Linked DNA regions of Homo sapiens: region 1 is linked to region 2. A link is an interaction called in ENCODE POLR2A ChIA-PET data of the cell type or tissue named here. Cell type or tissue: Panc1. All regions are shown on one strand. Links, peaks and the distances in the headings refer to the core of each region. The heading gives the core; the rest is flanking DNA.

Evidence for each region. ChIA-PET counts read pairs that join two places held together with the same protein. Peaks named below come from ENCODE experiments on the same cell type or tissue, not always from the same donor. Only the 100,000 strongest peaks of a DNase experiment are listed, where the experiment ranks them.
Region 1: POLR2A ChIA-PET joins it to region 2 with 8 read pairs; 4 of 35 experiments call an interaction of 5 or more read pairs at or near these places.

The regions. Positions count from the first base shown.
Region 1 is chr3:177,480,662-177,488,119 of GRCh38, forward strand. All of the region lies in intron 1 of LINC00578 (long intergenic non-protein coding RNA 578), which reads left to right. Among named protein-coding and RNA genes, the nearest start is that of LINC00578, 42 kb to the left of the region's middle. RefSeq lists an enhancer at 7,027-7,458. In Panc1, for the core only: CTCF peaks have their summits at 2,639 and 2,838; no DNase peak of the experiment used is centred there; H3K27ac peaks cover 4,860 bases.
Region 2 is chr3:177,404,144-177,411,601 of GRCh38, forward strand. No RefSeq gene overlaps it. Among named protein-coding and RNA genes, the nearest start is that of LINC00578, 34 kb to the right of the region's middle. In Panc1, for the core only: no CTCF peak of the experiment used is centred there; no DNase peak of the experiment used is centred there; H3K27ac peaks cover 1,433 bases.

The DNA.
Region 1 (7,458 bases), core at 1,658-6,657, 77 kb after region 2:
TCAAGAAATGGAATACTTCGGCCGGGTGCAGTGGCTCACTCCTGTAATTCCAGCACTTTGGGAGGCTGAGGCGGGCAGATCACGAGGGCAAAAGATCGAGACCATCCTGGCCAACATGGTGAAAACCCGTTTCTACTAAAATCAATAAAATAGTGTGGACTTACATACTTTTATATGAGCTTCCTACAGACCAGAATTGCATCTTCTTCATCCTTCTGTGCTCAATATTTGGCCCTCTATCTGTACATTGTAGGTGCTCAGTCAGTGTTATATTGAATTAGGATTACAGAGCACTGGCTTTCTGTGTGGTAGTTCATGGGAAGCTTCCTGCTCAGTGCCTATCAGGTGTGCCATTGCGTGATATATGAGTTGATCTGAATGCCCCTTGAGTTCCTTGTGAGCTTAAAAATTGGAGGAATATGTAATCCCAGCACTTTGGGAGGCCAAGGTGGGCAGATCACGAGGTCAGGGGATCAAGACCATCCTGGCCAACATGGTGAAATCCCATCTCTACTAAAAATAGAAAAAATTAGCCAGGCGTGGTGGTGCGTGCCTGTAGTCCCAGCTACTCGGGAGACTGAGGCAGGGGACTCTTTTGAACCCGGGAGGCGGAGGTTGCAGTGAGCTGAGATTGTGCCACTGCACTCCAGCCTGGGCGACAGAGTGAGACTCAAAAAAAAAAAAAAAAAAAAAAATTGGAGGAATAACCCAGAAAGTAGACAACTATTTCCCTCCTGTATTGTCTTCTCCTGCTGGCCTCTTCTGTGACCCCTTAACCTTCCAATCCCTTCCATCCTGCTGTCTCTGTCTTTGTTCCTCTTTTTGTACCATCAGAGCCGTTTCAAAGCACAGCTCACATTGCACCTTCTACTGCGAGCCTTCTGCTTTGGATTTGCTTTTTTGCTGATCTCTCTAGGACTTCAGAATCTCTTTTTCACTATTCAGCATTTTATTACTTACAGTTTTGTACCAATTATTCATTACTTGGTAAATTGTTCCCAATTAATTCAACTGAGAACTACTAGAGTCTAGCTTAATTTTCAACAAAGGTATTCCAGCGTCTCTCCTGAAGGCCCTGGCTCTGCCATATCAGATATATAACTCTGGGAAAGCTTTAACAATGGCCTAAACCTCAAATATAAAATGGGGAAAATTATAGTGTCCATCTTATAGACTGTAGAAGATAAAATACATTTGAAACATTTTGTGTAACATTTATTAATCTCAACATATGACAATTGTTTTATCATTATTATTATTATGGACAGTTTTAATCACAGCCTGTTGAAATTAACTTATCTTTTATTCAAAGCCTATCAAATGTAGGCAATGTTTGATACTTTTAGGTCTTTGTCATATTTCTCAATAATTGTGATAATTAGTTTGGCAAAAAGTAATCCCTTGCATAGCTTTTGGAACCACTCTTGCACCTTGAATGAAAAACAGCCAGTGTAGGTACTGAAACCATGATCTGTTCAGTGGTGTCTTCTGGCTCAAATGAAGCACAAGAGCTTGTGAATTGACCTGAAACACACAAATAAAATGTGATTCATTAGATACTAACTAATAAACTCAGTGCGTTTTTGGTGCCATCATACCCAGACTATAAGGTCATTGAAATAAATCTGAGACATTTCTCTTGAAAGACGTTATAGTCAACTCATTTCTCTGCCAAAAGAAAAAAAAATACAGCCCTATCTCAACACAATAATCTAGGACGTATTTATTTTAAAACCATTCCATTTTGCTTTCTTAATTTCTCATCTCCCACCCCAGAAAATCGGAATTAACATGGCAAAAGTCCACTGTTTGACTTTAGGAAAAACAGTATAATTCTTCTGTATCTTTCACAGACTTTGCTTGCTGGGCCAGAGCCGACTCATTTGGACACAGCTGTACTCTGAACTTATGTCGCTAGTTAACATTTCCACTTCTAGGCATTCATTTGGCTTATTTGTTCCAGAAAGTTTTCTGTTCTCTGATTTAATGTTTCACTGTGCTGTACCCACAGATCCATAACCTAATTCAGTGGCTGATTTTTGAAGACTGTGATTTAAAGAGCCAGAGACTTATTGAAAAAACTATATCTTTTCACCATTGGATCTAAGGCCTTCTTATACACAACTTCAGTGTAGGTTAAGTTTTGTCCTCGGACCTAAAATTGCCCTGGTAGGGCTCTTTCCACCCCTACAGAATCTTCCCAGCTAAATCTGTGGGGTTTATCTGGTGTCCTTTTCTTAATCTGAATAGCTGTATCATAATCCTTATTAAGACATTGTAGCTCATGAAACTATTTACATCTGAAGTATGTATGACTGAAACTTGGAAAATGTTTTAAGACCCTGAAGAATGAAAGAATAATGGCAGAATGAATGGGACAAATCAAGGCTTATGATAACAGTGATTTTATCAGAGTTATAATTTGGGAACAGCAGGTCTTGATCCTTATTCTTCAAATCGAATTGATCTTGTAGAGATTTATACTTGGTATAGGCTTCTGTTTCCTATAAAGAATGACCAGGAGTCAACTAGCTGGGGTTGTTTATTGATTAAGACATAGGCACTATAGAAAGAATAAGCCTGCCCATAGGAAAATGGTTAAATGCTGTTCTCACTCACAGGCTCTCTGGTGGCTGATCCTACTCACTGCAGGGTAGAGTGGGAAACTGGTTGCCAGGAGAGCACAGGAGCACAAGGCTGGTGACCGCGGGTGTGCTGGTGAGAGAGCCACCATGACATCTGTATTTAGAGACGAATCTTATCTCCAGTTCACAGACATGGAAACTGACACTCTTGCCTGGGTAATCTGTGTCTCTCATTTCCCCTTTCTGTGCCTCAACTTTCCTTATCCATAAGATTCAGGGTATGGGATAGATGATTTCTAAGTTTCCTTCCTTTTTCCTTTTTGATTCTTATTGAATCCTGGGACAATGACAATCAGAATGAGGCTCTGTGGGGCAGTAGGAGTGGCTGGAAAACTCTTTGAGCTGTATGTCAAGTTGCTCTGTCAACATTTAACTAGGGCCAAACAAATCTGCTGAAGACCAGGACTGTGAATTAGGGTGGATCTGGAGAGCCCATTTGAAGGGTGGGTCTGAAGAGCCCATTGCTATGACACATAGCAATTCAGATCACCAGTTCCTTAGGTCATGTTACCACTTGCTCCTCCACCTCCTGCTATTCTTTCTGTTCTCAGGCAAACCCAGCCAATGACTTGGTTAGCAGTTGAGCTCTGCATATCCAGCAGACCTTTCTCGGGGACTAAAGGACAGCCCATTCTTTGGCTTCTGTGGTGATTGGGGAATTCTCTAGAATGTGCATGAACATGATATACACCTCTCAGTACAGGCTATCCACTTTTTGGTGTTAACTCTAGTGTGTGATGGTCCTTGTGGAGGATGGGTGAAATGAGAAAAGTGGAAAGCATGACATTTGAATATGTGTTACAATATCTCAAAGAGATGAGAAAAGCCTCCAAGTAGCTTCCACCTATTGGGAATGATTCTGCAAATTATGTTATGTGTTTCCTTTCATAAGGCATTGTTAGAGAGCTCGGCTAGAGTTATGTGCCTGTATTTGTGGAGTATTTGCAATGTAGGGTGTTTTCTCCAGCAGAGCCATTTTGGAAGCAGTTGGTTATTTCTTCTCAGTAATCTAGTAGTATAGTATCATTCAGTGAACTTTCTGTGACAATGTAATTGTTTTATATCTTGCCACTAGCCTTATGTGGCTAATGAGTGCAAGCATACTTCAGAGATACTGAAGGTTCGGTTCCAAACCACCACAATAAAATGAGTCAACGTGAATTGTTTTGGTTTCCCAGTGCATACAAAATTTATGTTTATATTATACTGTAGACTATTGTGTGAAATAGCATATTGTCTTAACAAAAGTACATACCTGCATAAAAATACTTTATTGCTAAAAATTGCTAACAATCATCTGGGCCTTCAGCGAGTCTTATTTTTTTATTTTTTATTTATTTTTTGCTGATGGAAGGTCTTACCTCTATGTTGATGGCCACTGACCAGTCTGGTGGTTGCTGAAGGTTGGGATGGCTTTGGTAGTTTCTTAAAATAAGACAAAAATAAAGTTCATCACATGGATTGACTCTTTTTTTTCCTGAAAGTTTTCTCTGTAGCATGCAATGCTGTTTGATAACATTTTATCCACTATAGAATTTCTTTTAATCATCTCAAACCCTGCTGTTGCTTTATCAAGTTTGTGCAATATTCTAAATCCTTTGGTGTCATTTCAACAATGTTCACAGCATCTTCACTAGATTCCATCTCAAGAAACCAGTTTATTCTGTCATCCATAAGAAGCAACTTCTCATCTGTTCAAGTTTGATCACGAGATTGCAGCAATTCACTCACATCTTCAGGCTCCACTTCTAATTCTAGTTGTCTTGCTGTGTTTACTACATCTGCAGTTACTTACTCCACTGAAGTCCTGAACCCCTCAAAGTGATTCATGCGTGTTGAAATCAACTTCTTCCAAACTCCTGTTCATGTTGATATTTTGACCTCCTCCCATGAATGTTCTTAATGGCATTTAGAATGAAGAATCCTTTCTTGAAGGTTTTTAATTTGCTTTGTCCAGATCTATTAGAGGAATCACTCTCAATGGCAGCTATAGCTTTATGAAATGTATTTCTTTAATAATAAGACTCGAAAGTCAAAATTATTCCTTGATCCATAGGCTGCAGAATGTATGTTGTGTAAGCAAGCATGAAAACAACCTAAATCTTGTACATCTCCATCAGAGCTCTCTGGTGACCAGGTGCATTGTGAAAGCAATAATATTTTGAAAGGAATCTTTTTTTTTTTTTTCTCCCGAGCAGTAGTTCTCAACAGTGGGCTTAAAATATTCATTAAACCATGCTGTTAACAGATGCCCTGTCATCCAGGTTTTGTTGTTCCATTTATAGACCACAGGCAGAGTAGATTTAGCATCATTCTTAAGGGTCCTAAGAGTTTTTGGAATTGTAAATGAGCATTGGCTTTCACTTGAAATCACTGGCTACATTAGCCCCTAACAAGAGAGTCAGCCTGTCCTTTGAAGCTAGGCATTGGCTTCTCCTCTCTAGCTATGCAAGTCCTAGATAGCATCTTCTTCCAATATAAGGCTATTTCATCTACACCAAAAATCTGTTGTTGAGTGTAGCCAGCTTCATCAATGATCTTAGCTAGGTCTTCTGGATAACTTGCTGCAGCTTCTCTATTAGCACTTGCTGCTTCACCTTGCACTTTTGCATTATGAAGATGGTTTCTTTCCTTAAACTTCATGAATCAGTCTCTCCTAGCTTCAAACTTTTTTTCTGTAGCTTTCTTACCTCTCTCAGTCTTCATAGAATTGAAGAAAGTTAGGGCCTTTCTTTGGATTAGGCTTTGGTTTAAGGAACTATTCTGGTTGGTTTGATCTTCTATCCAGATCTCTAAAACTTTCTCTGTATCACAATAAAGCTGTTTCACTTTATTATCACTCATGTTCACTGGAGCAGTATTTTTAATTTCCTTGAAGAACTTTTCCTTTGCATTTACAACTTGGCTACATGGCACAAGAGGCCTAGCTTTCTGCCTAGCTTGGCTTTAGACATGCCTTCCTCACTGAGCTTAATCATTTCTAGTGTTTTATTTAAAGTGAGAGACTTGAGACTCTTCTTTTCACCTAAACACTTAGAGGCCAATGTAGGGTTATTAATTGACCTAATTTCAATATTTTTGTGTCTGAGGGAATAGGGAGGCCCAGGAAAAAGAAAGAGACAGGGAATGGCTGGCTGGTGGAGCAGCCAGAACACACACAATATGCGTTGATTAAATTCACCATCTTATATGGGCACAGTTCATGGTGTCTGAAAATAATTAACAAAAGCAATATCAAAGATCACTGATCACAGAGTTATAATAATACTGAAAATATTTGAAATATTGCTAGAATTACCAAAATGTGACACCGAGACACAAAGTGAGCACATGCTGTTGGAAAAATGTTGGTGATAGACTTGCTTGAGGCAGGGTTGCCACAAATCTTCAATATGTAAAAAAATGCAGCATCTGTGAAGCACAATAAAGTGAAACACAATAAAACAAAGTGTGCTTGTACTGAAAATGTGGCTAGTGCAAATAAAAACTGATTTTTTTTTGAGACGGAGTTTTGCCCTTGTTGCCCAGGCTGGAGTGCAAATGGTGTAATCTCGGCTCACTGCAACCTCTGCCTCCCAGGTTCAAGTGATTCTCCTGCCTCAGCCCCCCAAGTAGGTGGGATTACAGGCATACGCTACTACGCCTGGCTACTTTTATGTATTTAGTAGAGACGGGGTTTCACCATGTTGGTCAGGCTGGTCTCCAACTCCTGACCTCAGATGATCCACCAGCCTTGGCCTCCCAAAGTGCTGGGATTACAGGCGTGAGCCACTGTGCCAGGCCTGAAAACCGAATTTTTAATGTATTTCATTTTAATGAATTTAAGTAGCCATGTATGGCTATTGGCTACCAATTTTAACAGCACGGTTTAGAAAACTATTGTACAACTTCTCTGAGGCAGACTCAATCATTATATGTTGAGTTTGAATGTTACAGTTCTTCAGGGCGCTCATTAAAAGATGTGCTTTTGACATATGTTTTTCAAATGTCTAACACAAATTATTCTCAGTAATTCTAGATTTTCTATTCTTTTGATACTTTACTAAAAAAGTTATTATAAGTCTGGAGCTAAACAGTCATTATTACTAAAGCAGTGTTTCAGGGACTCTAGGACTTGAGAAAAACAATTCCCACAATAATGTATAATAGTTCTGCTGTTTCCATAAACATGCATTATAGACTCTGTCTGCCTTCCACGGTGCTTCCTACATCATTTCCTAGTGAAAGCAGGAAACTGATAATTCATGAATGTTTCCATTTTCTCTCCACTGAGAAGGAGGAAAGTGAGCAGCACTTTGCACTAGGAGATGTCTGGGTGTGAATTGCAGTTCTGAGGTCTTGGAAAAATCATTTCAATCTTTAAAGATTCAATTTTTCTTCTTTATCAAATGGCAATGAAAAGAATTCTTTCAGGCCTAACTACTTTTCAGAGTTGAAGTGTAAAAACTTTTGACGTAAAAAGTAGGCAAGTCTTTCTGAGCTGTACAATACTGTATAAATATTTGTGGCTATGGTTACTTTTATCTCAATTGGCACTGGAGCATTTGTATTGACCTTTATGGCATATTTTTTTCATGCCTGTAACTAATCATTCAGCCACTGCCTATGATAGCTGGAGACTTATCACTGAAACACTCAGGATCTTAACTTATTCTCTTGTTGTTCTCATATGCATTTGTTAAGTATCCATCTGCATAGTTTAGAGCTGACTGCTATGTAGTAGATTGGTTAGGTGAAGCCAACTTTCCTGTGACAGGAGAAAAGTTGATGAGTTCTCACTCCCGTATTCTGTATTGGCTTGATGATATACTTG
Region 2 (7,458 bases), core at 834-5,833:
CCTCCTGAGTTCAAGTGATTCTCCTGCCTCAGCCTCCTGAATAGCTGGGATTACAGGCACCCGCCACCACACATGGCTAATTTTTTTGTATTTTTAATAGAGATGGGGTTTCTCCATGTTGGACAGGCTGGTCTCGAGCTCCTGACCTCGGGTGATACACCTGCCTTGGCATCCCAAAGTGCTGGGATTACAGGCATGAGCCGCCACTCCCAGCCAATTTCTTAGTTTTGACAACTGTACTATAGTAATGTAAGGTATAAAAAAATGGGAAAACTGGATGAGGGGGTATATGAGAACTTTCTGTGCTACCTTTGCAGCTTTTCTGTAAATCTATAATTATTGCAAAATAAAGAATTTATTTTAGAAAATAAGGGAAGCAGATGTCTTACACTTTGTTTCTTTTTTAAACCCATGGTCAAATGATAGAAAAACCTTTAGAGGCAGGCAGGAAAAAATGAGTCTTTGTGGATTGCTTTGTACTGGGGAATGCATTCAGTCTTACAAATTGAGTCCTATTCTATTATACCAAAAACTATCCAAGAGAAAAGCACTCAATTACAAAAAAAAAAAAAAGTTAAGAGAAAATGAATATTTTGCAGGTCATGTAATGTATACTGGCATGTTTATAAGATAAAGGTAAATTTCTTTTGCATGGTAAAGCTCAACAATACAAGAATTGGTGGATCTTTCCCACTTTTAAAAGCATCTTCATCTTGCTTTTTTTTTTTTGAAGCTACAATTATTTATTTTCTGGATTTAACAATCAAGGCTTTGGTAATCTGTGGGGACAATGGGTTAATTAACCCCTTTATTTTCAACAAGTACAATCTATTTTTTGGCAAGAATTAATGTTTTATATTCAATGTAGAAGAAAAGGAATGGTGGACAGTTCTCTAGCAATTTTCTAAGGCTAGAGGAGAGAGGTGAATTTCCTTGTGCACAGACGGAAAATACTCTTAGCTCAAATCACCATTCCAGAGATGTGATTAGGCAGAGAATGAAATTTTACAATATTTACCTCTTTGATTTTTTCATTTGCAGTCTAGCATCAGCTCAGTGTACGTATCAGTTTTCATCCTTAAATGTGCATGAAACCAAACCAGGGGTTTTGCAGAGTTCTAATTGCTGTATGATTTGATGTTACTGTGCAGTGAAGCTGTGCTAGTTAATTGTTTTCCTGACTGAATTTCCATCTCCCCCCAACATCCTCCCCCATTGTGCCTGAAGGAGCCTATAAAGCTAAAAACAAACACACAAAAATCTCTCAGAAGAGCATCTTTCATTTTCAGAAGTGTCATTTGCAATGGGTAGCAGCCTAGTCATAATACGGGCAATAATGATGACAGATAATTGTAATCCTTAAGTGGTTTCAGCTTATGGTTATTAGGGGAGGGAGCAAAGTGAGGATGGGTGAGCGGGAGAAAAATATAGTTCACTCTGCCTTAATTGTCTTTTTTAGCATTTCCAACAATAGAATGAAAAAGTCACCTCTTTGCATTTCCTGCTAGGTTGTGTTCTAGTTTTGATATAAGGATTTGAATTATAGTCCACTGGTACATTGTGTGATAGGTCACATGGTTATTGGAGGAAAAATCATGGAAACAAACTAGATATTTGATTAACCACTTTAGATAATGATCGATCTCTAGGGCTTCCTGTACACTGTCTTTTTCACGCTAACCAACAGCTCAGGCGATAGATAAACAATAGCCTTCTGTAATAAATAATTGCATTACACAATGCTAGTTAAATTTAGAAATCACTATTTTATTGCATTTTTCACTCATAAAGCATAGTGTCAAATAGTAATTGAGATTGAGTTAAAGTCTCCTAATGCTTTGCTTCAAAATCTAATCCAGGAATCGTTTCTCTCTGAAGACCTATAGAAAGAGATCCCATGGGTAATAATGGATGACTGAAGAAGACAAGGATGGGAAGGTGGGGAAGGGAGAGAAAAGGAAAAAGGTCTAAATGAGATTGGAGGGGAGGGAGGGAGTTCAGAGAAAATAAAAAGCTTGATGTGGCAGCTTGCCTCTTTCGAATCCCAGTAAACCATTTTAATGGAAATGGGTGGTAGGCAAGGAAGAGCTCGATTGGAAAAGGCTAGGAAGCAGGCCCTGTGTCCTCAGGAGAGCAAACTGTCTTAGACAATAAGATGGGAGATTTATTACAAAGAAACGAAATGTGCTGCTTCCCTCTCCCTGGTGTTTCTAAAGCCCTTAGCTTGACAGGAGAATGTAGGCTCCATCTAGTTCTAGTGGCTTCAGGAACATCACTGGCTGCTTTGAGACTGTCTACTTGCTTTGAATCAATTATCTTCCTGCCCCCATACCCAAGGATAAGCTGTATCCCCCCATTCCTTAGGTAATTCCATCACCATCTCCAAGACAAATGAAGGTCTCCCAGGTAGCCAGAAGTAGACTTGGGGAAATGGAGCTACGTTACATTAATTTTATAATTGGAAGATGTACCCTCATCCCAGTACAGCGAGTCATAATCAGTACTTGCAGCACAGCTATCTGGAAGGATAATACATTCCATTAAAAAAGATGTAGCAAACATATTTTGAACATTTTTTTAAACCAACTCCAATAAATGTGTTTTCATTATTATAGCTCAAAATATAACTGGGAAAGTAAGACCCACCTGGAAGGGAAAAGAATCAAATGAAGTCCAACTGGGTAAACAAGGAAAGTAAAACCTGAAATTGATTCTGCAAAACTGTTTAAGTTATGTGGTCTTTGAAGGATTGTTCTTCCTTCCCTGGAGTATCTGACACTGTCTCTTAAGTCAACCAGAGAGATGTGAGAACTCTGGTATTAGCTCAAAACTACTATGGCTAGCTGAGTCTACAATTTACCTCCTCTTCTCCCCAAAATGGAATAAGTGCTGCCATTTTCTGCTCATAATTACGTTTTACCTACTCTTCAGGTTCAACTCAAGTTCTATCTCTACTCTAACAAACCCCACTCTCAGTGTCCTATTCCTTCTTTGAACTTTTATTGCTAATACGAAATGCTTTGATTATAAGGATGCTGTAATTTGTAATAAGCTTATATTCTCAACTAAATAGTGAGTTATTTGAGGGCATCAATCATGTCTTAGTTTGTGTGTGGGGTGGGGAGGGTGTTTCACCCACAAACTTAACACAATAATGAACTCATGGATGTTGATGCTTAAATGTTTGTTGGTTGATTGATTCAGAAACATGAAGGTCTTTTATGGATATTTCCAATGTAGCATAGGAAATTTTCCATGGCAGGTATCATCATTTAGAAGGAGTGTTGGAGTGACCATGTATCTTTGAGCTCCAGATCACTGTCTAGGCATGGGGTGAAGTGCACATCAGCCTGTCAATCAGTATCCAAATGGGGGACCCCTGAGCACAGAATTTAGAGTGGATTTGCTTCCACAACCTGAGTCAGGCTCTGACCAGACCTCTTCTCATAAGATTCCCCTGATCCAAATTTACCTTTTTCATGTGCATCCCTTTCCTCTGCTGACCACTTGGAACAGACCAATCAACCTGGCTGTGCTATGTCTGTGTTACTGAATCAATAAAAAAGTTGAATGACTTGAACAGGGGTAGCTTTGGGAACATTAAGGGGGCCCTTGAAAGTGAAATCACTTAATAACTTGTAGACATAGGATAAACTTTGTACCTAAAAGCTTAATTATGATTTGGAGCGACACACTGCATATCAGTGGGGCAAACCAATGCAAAAACATAGGCTGCTTTTATGTGTATATGATCATGTCTTATAGGATGTTGCACTCTGGAAGGATGGATTCAAGAATGTGTGGGTCATGCTAATAGAAGTCTCAGATTCAAACTTTTACTGGCATCATCAATGGAAACTCAGTGCTCCAAAGTTCTTCTCTCATTGGCAGGGCCCCCAGCATGGTTCAAGTAATCTCTGGGGGTGGTCATTATAGTTCCTCTCTTTGCTAACAGGAGGTCATCATTCACCCTTTCTGACCATATTGCAGTTTTGCTAGTTGCTCTGTTGCTACCACCTTTTAATCACAGGGTTCCCATAAACACTGCCTTGTTGATTGAGTCTGGGCTTTTCTCTGATTGAGATTCAGAGACTGGAATGGGTGTCACATGTCTCCTCCAATTCATAAAAAGGCAACTTATTGTTTGAATATTGTTCATTCATTCACTTGGCACCTGATTCTATAAGACATTAGTGACAGTATAATAAATGAAGGAAAGGAGAAAATACATAGCTGTAGAAATCAGGACCAAAGAAGGATATGGGTAGGAAACTAATAAAGCAAGAAGTGAGCATAGTATACCAAAACACATATTGCAGACATATGGCCCTGCAGAGTTTTTAGATGTAGGATATTAATTTGGCTTAAAAATTCCTAGCAGCCGTAACAAAGATGGAAACCAAACAGGTATAGAATTCACTACATTCACATTTACAAACAAAGCAACTATTTAGGGATACAGCTTTTCTTGACACTCAGCAACAATAAATGTTTCCCCATGGGTTTGGGTAAGGTGGACACTGTGTCAACGTAGAGGATGATGCCTTCAACAGCATCTTTGTGTTAGATTCCTTTTGTCCTTCAGTGTTAGATTATACTGTCCTTCAGTGTCAAGCTGATGGCTGTACAGCTTGCTCGTGCTCTTGCTTGATCCAAAGCTTAAATTTGAAATGTCTGGGAGAATTGACAGACTGCAAATTCTCCAGGCACCTTTCCATCAGTATTATTTTGGGCAAGTGCTTTCTACCTGTCTTAACTCCTAAGAGGCAGTATAGTGAGTAGTTAAACCTGCAGGCTCTGGAATCGGACTACCTGAGTTCAAGTCCCAGCTCTGCTATTATTACCTTCAGTTTCTTTATCATGAAAAAAGGATAATACATACCACATAGACATGTTATCAACATGACATGAGGTAATGCTTTTTATTATTTTCTTTTTTTTAATTCTTCCTATGTTGCCCAGGCTGGTCTTGAACTCCTGGGCTCAAGCGATCCTCCCGCCTTGGCCTCCCAAAGTGCTGGGATTATAGGTGTGGGCCACCATGCCCAGCTGAGGTGATGTATATAAAGTGCTCAGCACTGAGAGTGCTCAATAAATATAAGCCACTGCAGTTAGACTACAAACAGTGGCTTTACCATCAAAGTGCCTTCTGAGCGACATATTGCTCCTTTTTTGTTTGCCCTCTCTCTTCTTTCAGTGGTAGGAAGATTATCAGAATGCCCCCATAAGTCATTGATGCTTCTTGCTGATATCCAGACAGGATCCCTTAATTGAGCTTGACCTCTTATCCCCCTAGAACGGACAGGTTTTCTATTTGGCATCCACAGCAGGCATTGAAGGGATAGCCCCATTTTCCTCCAAACCTGAGTTTTTCAGTTCCCTTCATTCCGCATGATGTGTTCTAACTCCTTTTGTAAAGGAAACTCTGGCTAATCTACCTTGACCCACCTACATTCCTGAGAGGCGCATGGAGTGTAAGGCTTCTTTTGAGATTCTTGATATTCACATACTGGTAGACCCCCTTAGGGCTAGAGGTTGCATATGTGGCCTCAGAGTTCAGTCAGCACAGCATCACAGTATTTTGTAATAAATGTGAAACCTTTCAGGACACGTGCTCTCTAATTTCCACTGTTCTCACCAAGGCTTGCGTTCATGCAGTCAATATAGGCAGAGCCACAGTGGAGTTGTGACATAAAGGAAAAATCAGTATGCTATTGATCCTGTCTGTATTTAAAAAATTGATATTTTGGCTGGGAACGGTGGCTTATGCCTGTAATCCCAGCACTTTGGGAGGCCGAGACGGGCGGATCACGAGGTCAGGAGATCAAGACCATCCTGGCTAACATGGTGAAACCCTGTCTCTACTAAAAATACAAAAAATTAGCCGGGCGTGTTGGCGGGGCACCTGTAGTCCCAGCTACTCAGGAGATTGAGGCAGGAGGATGGCGTGAACCCAGGAGGCGGAGCTTGCAGTGAGCTGAGATCGCACCACTGCACTCCAGCCTGGGAACAGAGGGAGACTCCGTCTCAAAAAAAAAAAAAAAAATTGATATTTTGTTAAAAATACATAGATTTTTACATTAATTTTGTTTTATTGAAATGTTATTTATCTTGATCACCAAGTTTTTGGTATCCCCTAAAATTTTGCACCTAAGGCCAATGCCTCACTTTCCTGTAGGGCCCTTGTTCCCTGCCCTGCATGCAGATCCAGCGATTTGCAATGTCCTGGTTCTCGAAGGTATTTGAACTCTAGACTCTAAGGCACTTGTTCTCCAATGCAGGTCTGTGACAAAATTTTCATCCAACTGAGGAGAAATAAGAAAAGGAAGGACAAATATTAAATTTAAAAAATCAAGCTAAGTTTAAATAACATGATAATGCCTTTTTAATTTTTTGAATTAACATTTATTTAAAAAACAGAACCTGCAAAAATATTATTATTGCTTAAAGTCCTGATGCTAGTGGGTGTTAGTAGCTTTATAAACATGCACTTACTGGGCAAAACAACAGTGTGGTGACTCAATTAAAAAAATAATGACCTACTCCAAATATTCCTACACCTACGTGAAGCTCTTCTCTAGGAGCCTGATCAACCCTCTCACCCAGGACAGCTAAGGAGGAGCAATGACAGAGATGTGGTGGCTGGAAGTCCATAGCAGGGAGGGAGAGATCAGGAAGCTGGCTGAGAGGAAATAAGGCACCTGCTAGTGATAATGGAAGAATGATGGGTGACAGCCTCCTGTGTTCAACCAGGGGCAGGTTCTCCTGGATGCAGAGGCCCGGAAGCAGGTGGCAGGAAATGAAAACGGGCCAAAACCAAGAGCAAATATTGAGCTGCAGCAGCAGGGGTGTTGGAGAGGGAGGTACACGTGCTGTTTCCCAGTTGGCGTATATTCCAGCTCTCTCCTCATAGTGCTTTCAGTGCACCAAACTGCAACCTCAGAGAGATTTTCTGAGGAGCAGAAAGATATTTTTTAATATATCTAGTGAATTTGTAAAACCAAGAAAGGTATAGATGTGTTGAATACGGAACAATTCCTGGAAAGCTAGGACTATAGGCCCGCATTGTATTTACTGAAAGAAGCATAACTTCACATAGCAGGTAGCAGACAAATTGTACTCACCAAGGACAATGAAAGCTTAGGAATGGAGATAAATTCAAGGCAATAAATCCAAGGCTGATTTTCCTTGAAAGTGTAGATGTTTGCAAGAATGTTCCCTATCTTTGAAAAAAGCAGAAGTTTTATTTTTTCTGGTTTTTACTCATCATCATTGTTACAATTTTTTTGCGTTGGAAATAGTTTGCAGTTAGAGTCAGAGGAATTGAGCCTAAGTTTTAGCTTTTTCATTTACTTTGTTAGTTGTGTTACTTCAAGGAGGTCATTGTATTCCCTCAGGCCTTGCCTTCCTCATCTATAAAAAGACAGAATTGGTCGGGTGCAGTGGCTCATGCCTGTA